2 separate regions of the Mus musculus genome follow, and region 1 is linked to region 2. Evidence: chromatin contacts called from ENCODE Hi-C data. All regions are on one chromosome and are shown on one strand. The core of a region is the stretch at or near the end of the contact, and the rest is flanking DNA. Distances in the headings are between cores, read along the strand shown. Region 1 overlaps Tec (tec protein tyrosine kinase). Region 2 holds the start of Nipal1 (NIPA-like domain containing 1).

What was found. Hi-C counts contacts between places; a loop is a spot of excess contacts on that map.
Region 1: a loop to region 2 is called in a map of Patski, with 2.2 times the contacts of the local background. The contact joins the enhancer-like site here to the promoter of Nipal1 in region 2. A Hi-C loop is called at or near these places in 2 of 37 maps with a recorded cell type or tissue (Patski and T-helper 17 cell).

The regions. Positions count from the first base shown.
Region 1 is chr5:72,851,902-72,857,972 of GRCm38, forward strand. All of the region lies in intron 1 of Tec (tec protein tyrosine kinase), which reads right to left. Among named protein-coding and RNA genes, the nearest start is that of Tec, 14 kb to the right of the region's middle. Within about 2 kb of position 4,015, at least 1 of the 3 ENCODE cell types and tissues checked has a DNase peak (open chromatin) inside an H3K27ac peak, as active enhancers do.
Region 2 is chr5:72,646,139-72,652,883 of GRCm38, forward strand. Nipal1 (NIPA-like domain containing 1) reads left to right here and starts at 1,658. Exons shown (of 6, transcript NM_001081205.1): 1 at 1,658-1,795. The coding sequence starts at 1,750.

The sequences.
Region 1 (6,071 bases), core at 2,765-5,264, 210 kb after region 2:
TAAAACTGCAACCACCATCATAATCTTATCAAAACTCCCGCAATATCCCCAGTGGATCTCACCACTTCCTTATCTCCTCGTACTAGTTTCTCCATTCACCAGTCAACACAATCTTCTAAAAGCATGAGTCATGACCATGTTGCAATCCCTGTTTATATGCTTACACTAAAAGCCACTTTAACCTAGCCTACCTCCAACTCCAACTGTATTTAGTACCCACCCCCACACTGACCCATCATGATTTAAGCATTCCTTCTTCTTCCAACAGAGAAATCCATGCGCTCTCCTTCTTCCTATGAATGTTCCATCTATCTATATCTCTTTATCTCTTTCTTCCCCTTTCTTTCTCCACCCCATCTACTCATTCTAATTTGAATGTTACTTTACATGTCACTTTCACAAAAAGGCATTGCTTTGACGACCCGCAACATTGACCAACAGTTGGCAGAACTATCCTCACCTAGGAGAGACAAGCCTCTGATCTAGATTATGTTAAACTGAGGTGGGAAGACCCACTTTGTGGGTTACACCATCACCCGGGCTGGATCCCTGGGATGAATAAGATGAAGGCCAATGAGCTGAGGACCAGCATGTATCATCTGGTCTCTGCCTCCTAGCCGGGGATGCAATGTGACCAGGGGCCTCCAGCTCCTGCCACCAGACCTTTCCTGCTGTGATGAGCTGCACTCTTGTGAGCTGACACAAACCGTTCCCTGTGATGCTTTAGTCACAGCAACAGGAGAGGTAACGCATGCACTGCCAGATCTAAACTACACAGACTAGCTGGATAAAAGCCTGTAATCCCAGCCCTGGGGGAACTGAAGGAGGAGGGCTGCAACTTCAAGTCCAGCCGAGGCTAACTAGGAAGGCCCTATCTCAAAAAAAAAAAAAAAAAAAAAAAAGCAGTGGGAACTGAGAGCTGCCTCAGTGGTTAAGAGCACTGGCTGCTCTTCCAGAGGTCCTGAGTTCAATTCCCAGCACCCATATGGGGGTTCACAACTGTCCTTAACTCTAGATCCAAATCTGATACTCCATCAGGCACATACATACATTCAGCCAAGATACCCAGACACATAAAATAAAAATAAATATTTAAATAAATAAACACACAATCAAACCTTATAACTGAGAAAATAAAATATCCAGTCCATTTTATTCTGCTTAATTTGCATTCTTAGCATTATACTGTGATGTTTTTCTTGATTCTGTGTCTTTTACTAAGTATCCTCTTGCAATTGGTTGTTAAGTTTCACAAGAATAATATCCAAGAACGTGTGCCCACCTCTAGATCCTCAGCTCCTAGAGTTCCGTCACCTAGTTGGACATTCATAAAGGCTGTGAGAGATCTCCCTGGCTTAGTTGTTCAGGGAGTGGATCAGCTCCTTTGTGAGAGAAGGTCTGTATTTTGTATATTTTATTTGTGTCCCTGTATGAGTGTATGCTGTGTACGCAGGCTTCTGTGTGCATGCATGTGTGGTGTCTTTCTGTCTTTTTGTTTGTTTGTATGGTGGATTTGTTTAGTTTTGTTGAGATTAGTCTCACGAAGTAGCCCTGCCTGGCCTTGAACTTGCAGTGTTCCTCTTGGCCTCCTGAGAGCTGAGATGAGAGTTGTGTACAGGCATCTGGCTGAAAGTCAGTTTTTACAAAGGTGACAAGCTAAAATGGAGAAGAGAAAAGACACACTGACTCTGCCAGTTTGAACCTGAAAATAAACATTTCCTGTTGCACAGAACAGGCTCAAAACAGCCTAAAATAGAAGTATGGCTCTGCCCTTACAAGCTGTGTAAAATGGACACCGTACTCAGGCTCTGAGCTTCCTTCCTTGTTTATGAAACAAGGTAGTAATTACTACCTCACAGGGCTGAGAAATTAAAGAAATGCATAGAAAGTACTTGGCCAGGCACATGGTTACTGATATGATTAATAGAGATCCTATACTATACTGATTAATAGAGATCCTTACTATACTGACTAATAGAGTTCCTATACTATACTGATTAATAAAGATCCTATACGATACTGATTAATAGAGATCCTGTGCTAACTGACTAATAGAGATCCTATACTATACTGATTAATAGAGTTCCTATACTATACTGATTAATAGAGATCCTTACTATACTGATTAATAGAGTTCCTATATTATACTGACTAATAGAAATCCTATACTATACTGATTAATAAAGATCCTATACTATACTGATTAATAAAGATCTTATACTATACTGATTAATGGAGAACTTATACTATACTGATTAAACTGTCACTGTCCACAGGCCCTCACTTAACATGTTAAATGGGTGTTTCCCCCCACCCCCCATTTTTAAGCATTTCAGGTTGTCCCTTCTCACTAAGAATGCAATGAGCATGGAACTTAGAACCAGTTGGGTTAGGTTCTGGCTTTTCTCCCGCAACCTGCTGGGTAACCGTAGGCGAGTCACCAGCTTCCCAGACCTGAAAGTTCCCTTGCCATGCGCTCTGGCCATGCAGAGCAGGAGGGGCAGGAAATACTCTGTGAAGAGGTGGAGAGACTGATGAAGACCAGAGGGATGAGGCCAGAGGGATGGGCCGATAGATAATCAATCACTCCACATCACTCCACTCCAGAGTACAAGTGGGAAGGTTTAAACAACTGGCACACAGGCTTTGCCATGTCAGGCTTCTCGCCACAGTAGGACATGTCAGATGATCACACACACTTAGGCCTGAGCTGACTCTCATAAGAGGAGGGGCATGGAGTGCCAGTGTTCTCTACTGCAGGGCACAGGGCCAGCATGCTATACCCACTCCATGACAGTGTGCACTTCCTACATGTGTGCTGGATAGGGGAATGAATGAGCACATAAACATATTAGGTAAAACCTGACTTAAACATCAAGCCTGCTTCCTGTGTGCATTTCTGGGAGGGTTTAATATGTGAACATGCTCTATGAATCACACCAGCCACAGGGTTTCCCAACTTTATTTGGTCACAAAACTCATTGTATTTCCCTTGAACCTTATTAACATCTCTCAGGGTTGTAGCATTCTATAAAACATGCTTTGAGAAACATCACAAGCTTATATAGTGTAGGCCATTTTTACCCTCATGAAGGAAGTTATCTTACTTTTAATGCACAAGGTAATTAAAGGGCTAAGAACTTTGATTCCTAGCAAGTACACAGATGCTGTCTCCTGGCAGCCCAGAACACCTGTAAGTCTCTCATCACCGGGCAGGACCTCACTCTCACCAAGCTCCTAAGAAGCAAGATCCCAGCCTCAATCCTCCACCCTGCTCCCAGCTCCCTCGTAGCCAAGCAAGTTCTTCAAACTTATTCACTATCTTTCTCTACACCCTGAGTCTTAGCAAGAATGTCTTAAATCTGCTTCCTTCGCTAGTCCTCCTTTATAAAATCTCCAACCAAGTTCTCATCTTGTCTTCACAACAAAAATCTCACTCTTTCTCCTGTCTGACTCATCCCTTAATTGTAAATAAATACAACCACGCCTCATCAAACTGGGCTCTCTCTTCCTCTCCTACCATTAGTATCCCAGCAAGACTTTTTCTATCTCCAGACTTCTGCCCAAGCAGTTAGCTCTGCCTGGACAGCCCTTCCACTCTTGACCTACCTACAGCAATCCTTTCACTTCTGAAGGTCTTGATTACAGGATATCTCTTAAGAAATCCCCCCTTTTCCCACAACTAATCACTTCCATTACAGACCCCCACAGACCCCCTACTGCAAGTATAAAGTTAACTGTACACACGAAAACAGGGATCAGGGTTGGGAGAGAACAGAAGCCATCAAATCAGGGAGAATGACTAACAACAGGCTGGTAGGAGGAGGGTGTGTGTAACAATGGCTTGAACTCTAAAGGAGAAGGGCAGAAAGGGGTGCCCTGTGAACCTCCCAGAGAGCTGTGGAGAAGGGAGTGTTCGGGCTCTGTGTGGGAGAGTTGATTCACAATGGAACAATGCACTAGCTCTTGGAGGGCTGCCTAAAGTGTGGGAAGGAAGCCAGCGGGAAGGATGGAGGACAGAATCACAGCAGGAGTGTGAGATCACAGGCAAACAGCAGACCAGAAAGGCTGGAAGTCAGGGCGAGTGGGGCTGAGAACCAGGCTCTGACTCAAGCTGGCTGGGAGCCCAGAGAGTGTCTGGGGCCAGATGGATTCCATGCTCAGGAGTCTTTGATCAGCATTCAAAGAATGGGATGGTGGTCACATTGGTAATTCCCCAGTGTCTATGAAGAAGAGAGTTCTCTAATATTCTACTCATGGTTCAACATTCACCCTACCCATATCCACGTGTGTGGGCTGCCCCTTAGGAAATAGGGTGGGGGGGCTAGGGGATGGTTGGGTGTGGTATCTCCTTTCACTAGGGAAAGGAGTAACAACCCACAAGGAAAGGATACAGCGTGATGGGACCCAAAGTCTGCAGGGATCAAAAACATCTGGGTTCCAAGTAGATAGCAAGATCCCAGAATGCCTGCTCTCACCCAGCGACAGAACATGGCAGTAGGGAAGCCAAGGCTGCACCACAACGGAAGCACCTGTCCCACGTAAGTCTAAGTCCTGGACACAGGGAACACAGCTGAATGCAGAGCTTCAAAGGCGGCTGTCTCTATTCTCCCCGCAGCTCATGGCCTCTCCCCCACCATGTGACGATTCACTCTCCTAAGTCAGAGAAAACCTCCTTCCTTAAAGGGAGCCTGGGAGCCAGCCTGGGTCAAGTACCAGCTCCTGAGCCAATCACAAGGTCTGATGGAAGGACTCCATAGATTGACCAGAGCTAAGTCACATGACCACCAGGGTTCTATGTATCCTACCCAAACCACATGAACCCCAGCTCCCCAGAGAAAAGAAGTCTAGGTCGACAAACAGTTAAGTCTACTATGGTGTGGCTCCTGTTCCTAAAGACCCTGGGACCATAGGCAGAAGTCCAACCCCAGTAATGGCAACACAGAAGAGCTTTGAAGTCAGGGGCAGGCTATAAAGATCCTCTGGGCCTCATTAGCTGTATAGCCTTGGGTAAAATACTTCATTTCTCAGTGCCTCAGTTTTCTTATAAAAAAAAATGGGGTATAATGCCTGCCTCCTGGAGATGTTTACAAAGACACGCATAGACAGCTCCGAACGATGCCTGCTACAAGCGATCAAGAGCCCGCCCCTATTTATTAGAAGCAACCATAATGACAATGAGTGTCATGAGAAGACCTGTACCACATGAAGGGTGAGCGGGGGACTCCGTGAAGGAAAGCCATGTCAGCATTTACATCGGTCAGTCTAGGGTCAAAGGTCATTAGAGCAACTCAGGACACAAGCCAGAGGTCCAGTTGAGGCCAGGTCTCAATGCCAATCAAGAAATGGGTTAAGCACCTGGGAATGCAATCACAAGGAAGACACATAGGGCTCCAAAGTACAACGGTGTGAAGAGTAGTGAGCCTCTAGGCACACTTTCTACAGGTGGAGAGTTTGGCTAAAATCGCTTCCATATGTCCAGCCACTGGCAGAGAGAATGAGACCCTGTTAAGCATTAAAAAAAAAGTGATGATGATGAAGAAAAAGAAGGAGGAGGAGACGGAGAAGGAGGAGGAGAAGGAGAAGAATAAGAAAAGGAGAGAAGAAGAAGAAGAAGGAAGGAAGGAAGGAAGAGGAAGAGGAGGAGGAGAGGAAGGGGAGGAGGAGGAAGGAGGAGGAGGAGGAGGAAGAGGAGGAGGAGGAGGAGGAGGAGAGGAAGGGGAGAAGGAGGAAGGAGGAGGAGGAGGAGACGATGATGATGATCAGAAGCAGCAGCAGCAGTTGGGCTCTCAGAAGACACAGAGACTACGACTACTCATCCTTCCCTCCCCCCTCCCCCCTCCCCCGCAAAAAATACCTCTACATAAGTTAGGAAGCAAAATAATTCCCTTAAGATTGTTACCTCTTACCCTCTCTAAACTGTGGCTACGAAAAGTAAGCAGACCCACTAAGTCTCTGCTGTGAAGGCCATCCCATGATGTTGCAATAATCCGCACAACTGTGCTTGGCAGCCTCAGACACAGGCAGGTAAACAAGACTGAATGAGGGAGGGACAACACTTGAGTCATAGG
Region 2 (6,745 bases), core at 408-2,907:
CGACGTGCAGGAAAGATGATTCAGAAGATAACAGCGCTGCCTGGGCCTGAGAACCAGAACCCACGTAAAAATGGTATACAACTATAACCCCAGCCTTCCCGCTGATGGGTTTCTGGGGCTTGCTGACTAGCCAGGCTTGGGTTCAGTGACAGGCCCCATCGAGGAAGTAAAGAGTGATAGAGCAGAATACTCAGCGCCCCCTTCTGGCTTCCACAGGCACACCCGCATGTGCACCTGCATACACACGTGTGCATTCGTGTGCAAACAAAGAAAACTCATGAATCTCAAAGGAACATTCTCAAGGCTTTTTTTAAGTGAAGATATAAAGCATAAAGTGGAAAATAACAACAGCTATTATCATTTTGAATGCTTTTAATATAAATTAAACAATTTTTTATAAAGTGCTTAGGGTTAGGGTTTGCCACATTGTAACTGATGTTTGTTAAATAGTAAGAAGTACCTGGGATCAGATTTATTATCATTGCCAGTCTATGGTGAAGACAAAACGTGAAATCTGATGTCCAAAGAAAGCATCTAAGTAGATGTCTACTTCACAAGGCTTCCAATTCAAAACTGGCTTAAACCGTCTTTGCCACTTCCACCTGATCCTGCCCCTCCCCCATTCTTTTTCCACAGGTCATGCCCATAGACAAAAAGTATGCATCTTAAACTACTGACTAATTTGGTTTTAAGTTTTGTCTCATAAACCTGAAAACAAGAAAAGCAAGATGGATCTCTGCAGTGAAACTCTTAGGCAATAAAGTTAATTCTAGCTGTTCGTGAATACCTAGAGCCTATGGGGGTACAGCAGTCAAGCGCAAAGGCACCCCAGAAAAACACACAATCTCGGCTCTTCCGGCTGAGGGCTTCAGCAGTAAGTGTGACCACTTCATGAGGCATAATAAATACCTCGTGACTAAGTTACTTCACCGCTTTCTCTACCTTATCCTTATCCCTCACCTGCAAACTGTAGTTAATAAATTGTGCTGTAAATTGTAATGAGTTGACTCATGCATGTTATGTAGTGTACTGCTGGAATATCATGAACTTCAGCGTGGGAACAGGTCTTCTCAGTTTGGGCATTGCTGATCCCTGAAAAGCTTATTTCATATACGACTGGGCGTGGGGATAAGGCAGCTGGGTGGGTGGAGAGGGAAATGCCTGATTGTTGAAAACAGGTAAGCACGGGTATTGTAAGACAAGGAGGACAACGGCGTGCACGAGAGAGCAGAAGCACCAAGCCTGTTCGAAAAAAATCCCAGAATAAACTTTAGCATGGACTCAGCACAGAACTCCAGCAGACAGCGCCTTGTGCCACAAAAGCCAGTGATGAGAAAGACCCACTGACGTTGGCCAGCACTTCGTCTGCTCCAGGACAACCAGAAGGGGGCCTCGGGACAGCCTCTCCATCACTAAATTCCCCGAGTGACTTCGGCAGCATCCACGCTGTAACCTCATCTCCTCCTGGCAGGTGTTTCTGGACTAAGCACCTGTGCAGCTCCCGGGTCCACCCTGCAGACACCGGTGACTGAAGGAACTTCTGCGGCGATGAGCGAGCGGTGGGCGGAAAATGAGCCTCAAACCACCCCATGCCCCACCCAGTCACTCTCATTGGCTGAGCCTGCCACGGGGGCGGAGGCAGCGCACACCCTTCGCTGACTCCACCGATCCGCCGGAACGAAAGCGGGTCCCGGGACACTGGTGTGTGAGAAACTATTGCTAGCACAGAGGAAGCCCGGTCCCCAGGCCATGGGGGTACAGCTGAGGCTGCCACCCGGAGAGCCCTGCCATGAAGGTGAGTGTCAGTCCCAGCGGTGGGACAGTTGGGTCACTTGGGTAGCTGGGAGCCCAGATGCGAGGTCTCAAAACTAGACTCAGAAAAATGTGCGGATTCTTAACGCGCCGTCTTCTAATCATTTAGTATTCCAGTCGTCCAGTCGGCTGTCCCACCAACGGGACAGTAAATACTTAGCTGAGCCCACTGCACTCCAGACTCTGTGGGGAAGCCCAAGTCGGAGCAGGACAGAAGTGACGCCCACTTAGTCCCCCGGCTGGCTCAATGTTGATTACGTCCTACTGAGTGTGTGGCAGGGAAATTCAGGATGCTTGCTGAGGGCAGATTCCAGGGTTTGATCCAGGAGGAGGTTTCCTGGCTCAGCCTCAACTCCGGAGTACATGGCAGAGGGCGTGCCGGGGATCCCGTGGGCTTCCCACAGTGCTCCCTGAACACACTGTGCCTGAGTCCCACGGAGAGATCGCTCAGGTATGACTTACTGGGCAATCCTTTGAGTAGGGTGACTACTCCAACAGGGAACTGGGAGTGCCCTTTTGTTAGTTCTTCCTCAGGGCTAGACTGGGATTTCCAGCCCACACCTTGCCTGGTAAAACCCCTGGGCCCCACCCCTTGACCTTTGCCAGATGTTCCTCACTTCCACTGGCTTCTTGCAGTCTCTACACAGAAGGTCAGAGAAAACTGAATGGAAGTAAGGGGAAAGGTGGGGCAACCTTGGGAAATGTGCATTGCAAACGAAATTATCGGTTTTTTTTTTAATCCCCACTGGTGTCAGGTCATTTCTAACCTACTTGCTAACGACTCAAAGAAGCTGTCTGGTAAGACCTGTGCCTTACAGTGAGTGCTTCCCAGCCTAATGCTACGACCATGTAACTACAGCTCCTCGTGTTGTAGAGATTCGTGTCCTTGCTTCTTGGCCTTTCCAGCTTATAACTTAACGAGGGAATAGAAAGAAAAGGGGGGAGAGACAGAAGAAGAGAGAGGACTCATCAAATCCCAGCTAGTAAGAAAGGGGAAAGGTGTGTAAAAGAAAATGTGCAACAATTCACAAACTATCCCCACATTGAGACCGGTATCCCTAAGGCAGCTGCATCTAGGGTTGTTTCCTAGACAGTCATGCGCTTAGTGGCAGTTGGTCCCTTTTCTAAATAATTCTGGAGCTGCCAAGTCAGATCGTCACTAATGCACCCTGCCCTTGTTTGTTCAAGGATCTGAGAGCAGATTGCACCCACTCATTTGACCTCTGGATATTTTTCCTGCTTTGCTCATGCATTTAGTAACTACAAGAAGTATTGGAGCTCTGTGTCACCCGATGATTAACCGTGCAGGAAGGTACTGGGAAAGATGGGAGAGGCCAATCTGTAATTTCAGTAGTAGGAGACTAGGTTTTAGGCCTAGTGTATCCACTTGGCTCTCTTTCTTCCTCTCTAAAGTAGGAAGAAATCTTGTTGACAGAGTAGGTAGCACTGGGTTACCTCAGGAAATCTACAGGGCAGAACCCTGGCGGGTCTTAAATGGAGTCTGGTTTTCCTTGATTTGTTTGAGGTGATGAACAAGAATCCTGTGAGCCGAGCACTGGCCTAGGTCCTAAAGGACTGTCATCAGTCTGGCCTTCAATGCTAGCACTCCCAATCTGTTTACTACCCTGATGACAGGACATTCCGAGAAGCAAATGACTTGAGAGTGTAGAGCTGTGACAAAGTCTAACAGTCAATGTACTGAAGCTGGAGGTGGTCTGCAGATTGGGTGGCCCAGATCCTCTAGAGAAAGTTTTTAATCTACCCGAGATCAAAATGATGAGCTAATCATGGAGTCTGAGGATAAAGTCGTTTCATAAGATGCCCCCCAAAAGTTACAGTAGTACTTTGATTTTGACTTTTAAAACCATGACTGAATACTTCAAAAGATCTTATAATCCCAAATTATCACAAAATAAAAAGACAAACTTAAATACTCAAAGTTTTTTTTTTCTAATTTGGTTTCAGTACTATTTGCAAGTGTTCTAACAGAACTCAAATCAACTTCAACAGCCAAAACCGCTTTTATTAGCAGAGGAAACACGGCCCTGGGGAAACCGAATGCCAGACTTAACAGCCATCCCCTGGAACACACATTTTGTGTCAGGGACCGTGGAAGTGATGTTATGATGGGCTCAAGGGCAGATATCCTGGGCTGCCAAAAGGACATTCATAAATTCTCACGTCTAAGGAGCTCTTAGCTGACTTGGGGTTCAAAAAGCAAGCTTCAGGCAGAGGAGAATCAAGGGTTTTCAAAGTTTTCTTTCATGGAGTGAAGCCACTTGTCCAGACCATAGCTTGACAACAGAGGGAAAATGCCTGTGATATTTAAAGCTGACCTTTCCTGTCTTCCTGACCTGAATGTCTTTGGTTTTAAGAAAAGAAATCAGGAGCTAGAGAGATGGCTCAGTGGTCAAGTGCACTGACTGCCCTTTCAGAGGGCATGAGCTTGATTACGGCAGCCACGAGACAGTTCGCACTCATCTATAACTCTAGTTCCAGGGTATCAGACACCATTTTCTGACCTCTGAGGATACCAGGCATGTATGTGGTGCACAGACATACACACAAGCAAAACACCTATATACATAAGACAAAAATAACTTCAGAAAAGTTTAAGATGAGGCAATTGAGGAATAGTGACTCAGAATTGGCTGTATCCTTTTCTGTTTCTATACTGATATGTATGTGTGTGTCTGTGTGTCTGTGTGTGTGTGTGTGTGTGTATCTTGAAAATTCAAAACATTCCTATAGAACATATCCGTTCACATTCCTGCATAACTAAATTCTGTAGTTTTGGTATCCATTTTTACAGATACAGAAAGTGAACCAGAGAACTTAAAATGGCTTCATAGTTAGTGTTCAATGAAACATGGCATTCCTTGGGCCTGTATTTCACCTGTAGGTGCATACAGTACTTTGGATGGTGCATCTTTTCTGAATTCACATTGCAGCCTTTATTCCAGTGTGGCTGGAGTGAGGAATGGGGCCTCGGAGAAATACCTTATAAGATCAGGGGCCATCGTGCAAGAAACTACATCCCGAGCATCCTTCATGCAAAATGCTTAGGATCAGAAGTATTTTTAGATAAAACTGAGTTTCCTGATGTGGACTTGTTCAGTAATGTCCTATCAGTGCACCAAAGCATCTATCTTGTAGCATTTGGAATTTTTTGATGGTGGATGCTGTAGTGGTTATTCCTGATTGTCAATTTGACTATATCTGGAGTGAACTACAATCCAGAATTAGAAGGCTCACCTGTGATCCAGATCTTGAGGCTAGAAGACACAAGTTTCTGACCTAGATCTTGCCCTGGAGATCTTGAGGTGTAGTGGCCATGAAATGCTTTGGCCCAGGCAAAGTAGTATACGCCTTTAATCCCAGGAGACAGAGGCAAGGCTTGGAGATCTCTGATTTCAAGGTTAGTCTGGGACAAAGCAAATCCCAGATCCAGGTGTGGTGGTACACTCCTTTAATCTGGGTCACACCTTCTACTGGAGACCTACTTAAGGACATTGAAAGAAGGAAGATTATCTCTCTTTGCCTGCTTGCCTTGTGAGACTCAGCAACTGCTAGATCATTGGACTTCCATTCACAGTTGCTGCTGACCATTGTTGGGGAGTTGGACTACAGACTGTAAATCAACAACCAATTCCCTTACTATATAAAGACTACCCATAGGTTCTGTGACTCTAGAGAACCCTGACTAATACAGATGTCCAACCTGAAGTCGCTGTGTATGAAAGAGGCCTGAAAGCTCACCCTAAGAAGACACGGGGAAGGGGAGGCTGTCACCAGGAGCCCAACCCTGAGGCCATGCTGATTTCAGACTCCCAGTTTCCAGAGCTGCTGGAATTCACTGCTGCTTACATCATCAAAGACACGGGACTGGCACAACACCCCGAGTCTACCCCATGGCCTCTGAGACATGACAAGTTTCTTAGCATTGGACACATCACTCTTCCAAAAAATACATGTGATAGGCATTTCTCAAAGTCTGTGAAATGGTGATAGTTTTTGCTACTAAGACACTTTGGTTTTCTTTGTAAACTATAACTGTTTATCAAATGCTCTGAAAGATTTCCACCATGTCTTCAGACTAAAACACAATGTTTCTAAGTCCTAAAAGATTTCTTGCGTGCCAAAATTAAGCACTACTTAAAAAACATCCCTCTAACTCCCCAAAACAGAATAAGATTCTCCACTAAAAGCTGATCAGGAAACACTGGTGTGTACTAGCAGTAGGTTGTTGAGCCTGGTATTTAGTAGGAACTATAAATGATTTTAAAAACTTAAAGTATGCATGCAAGGTTACTGGAATGTTTCTTAAGTTCCTTTCCTGCATTTTCATTTAAAATTGTTTGTTTAGTTATTTATTCACTTTTAGGGTGTTTTGTTTTGTTTTGTTTTGAGACAAGGTCTCACTACATAGTTTTAGCTGGCTTGGAATTCACTGAGGATCAGGCTAACCTTGAACTTAGAGACTTACCAGCCTCTGCTCCCAGCACTGGATTCAGAGTGAGTGCCACCTTACCTGGCTTCCCTTTTACTTTTCTCCAAGAGGAAAATTTGAGTAACCTTTCTTACAGATGGTAAAGTGTGAAAACAGAGACTAGTTATGGAAACACCAGGGCCAGCAGTCCTTTGACACTCCCTGCTCCTCCCACATCCTCCCAGCTCCTCCCTGCTCCCTCAGGCCCTTTAAAGAAAGAAGACTTTAAAGATAGGCCCTAAGGCTACAGAGGTGGCACACACCTTTAATTCCAGCAGGTAGGAGGCAGAGGCAGGCAGATCTCTGAGTTTGAGACTAGCCTGGTTCACAGAGTTTCAAGACAGTTACGGCTACACAGAGAAACCCTGTAACCAACCAACCAAGAACAACAAAAGATGGCAGAGGGGTTTAAACCAGCAACATCTTCAAGGTGTGAAGATCTGA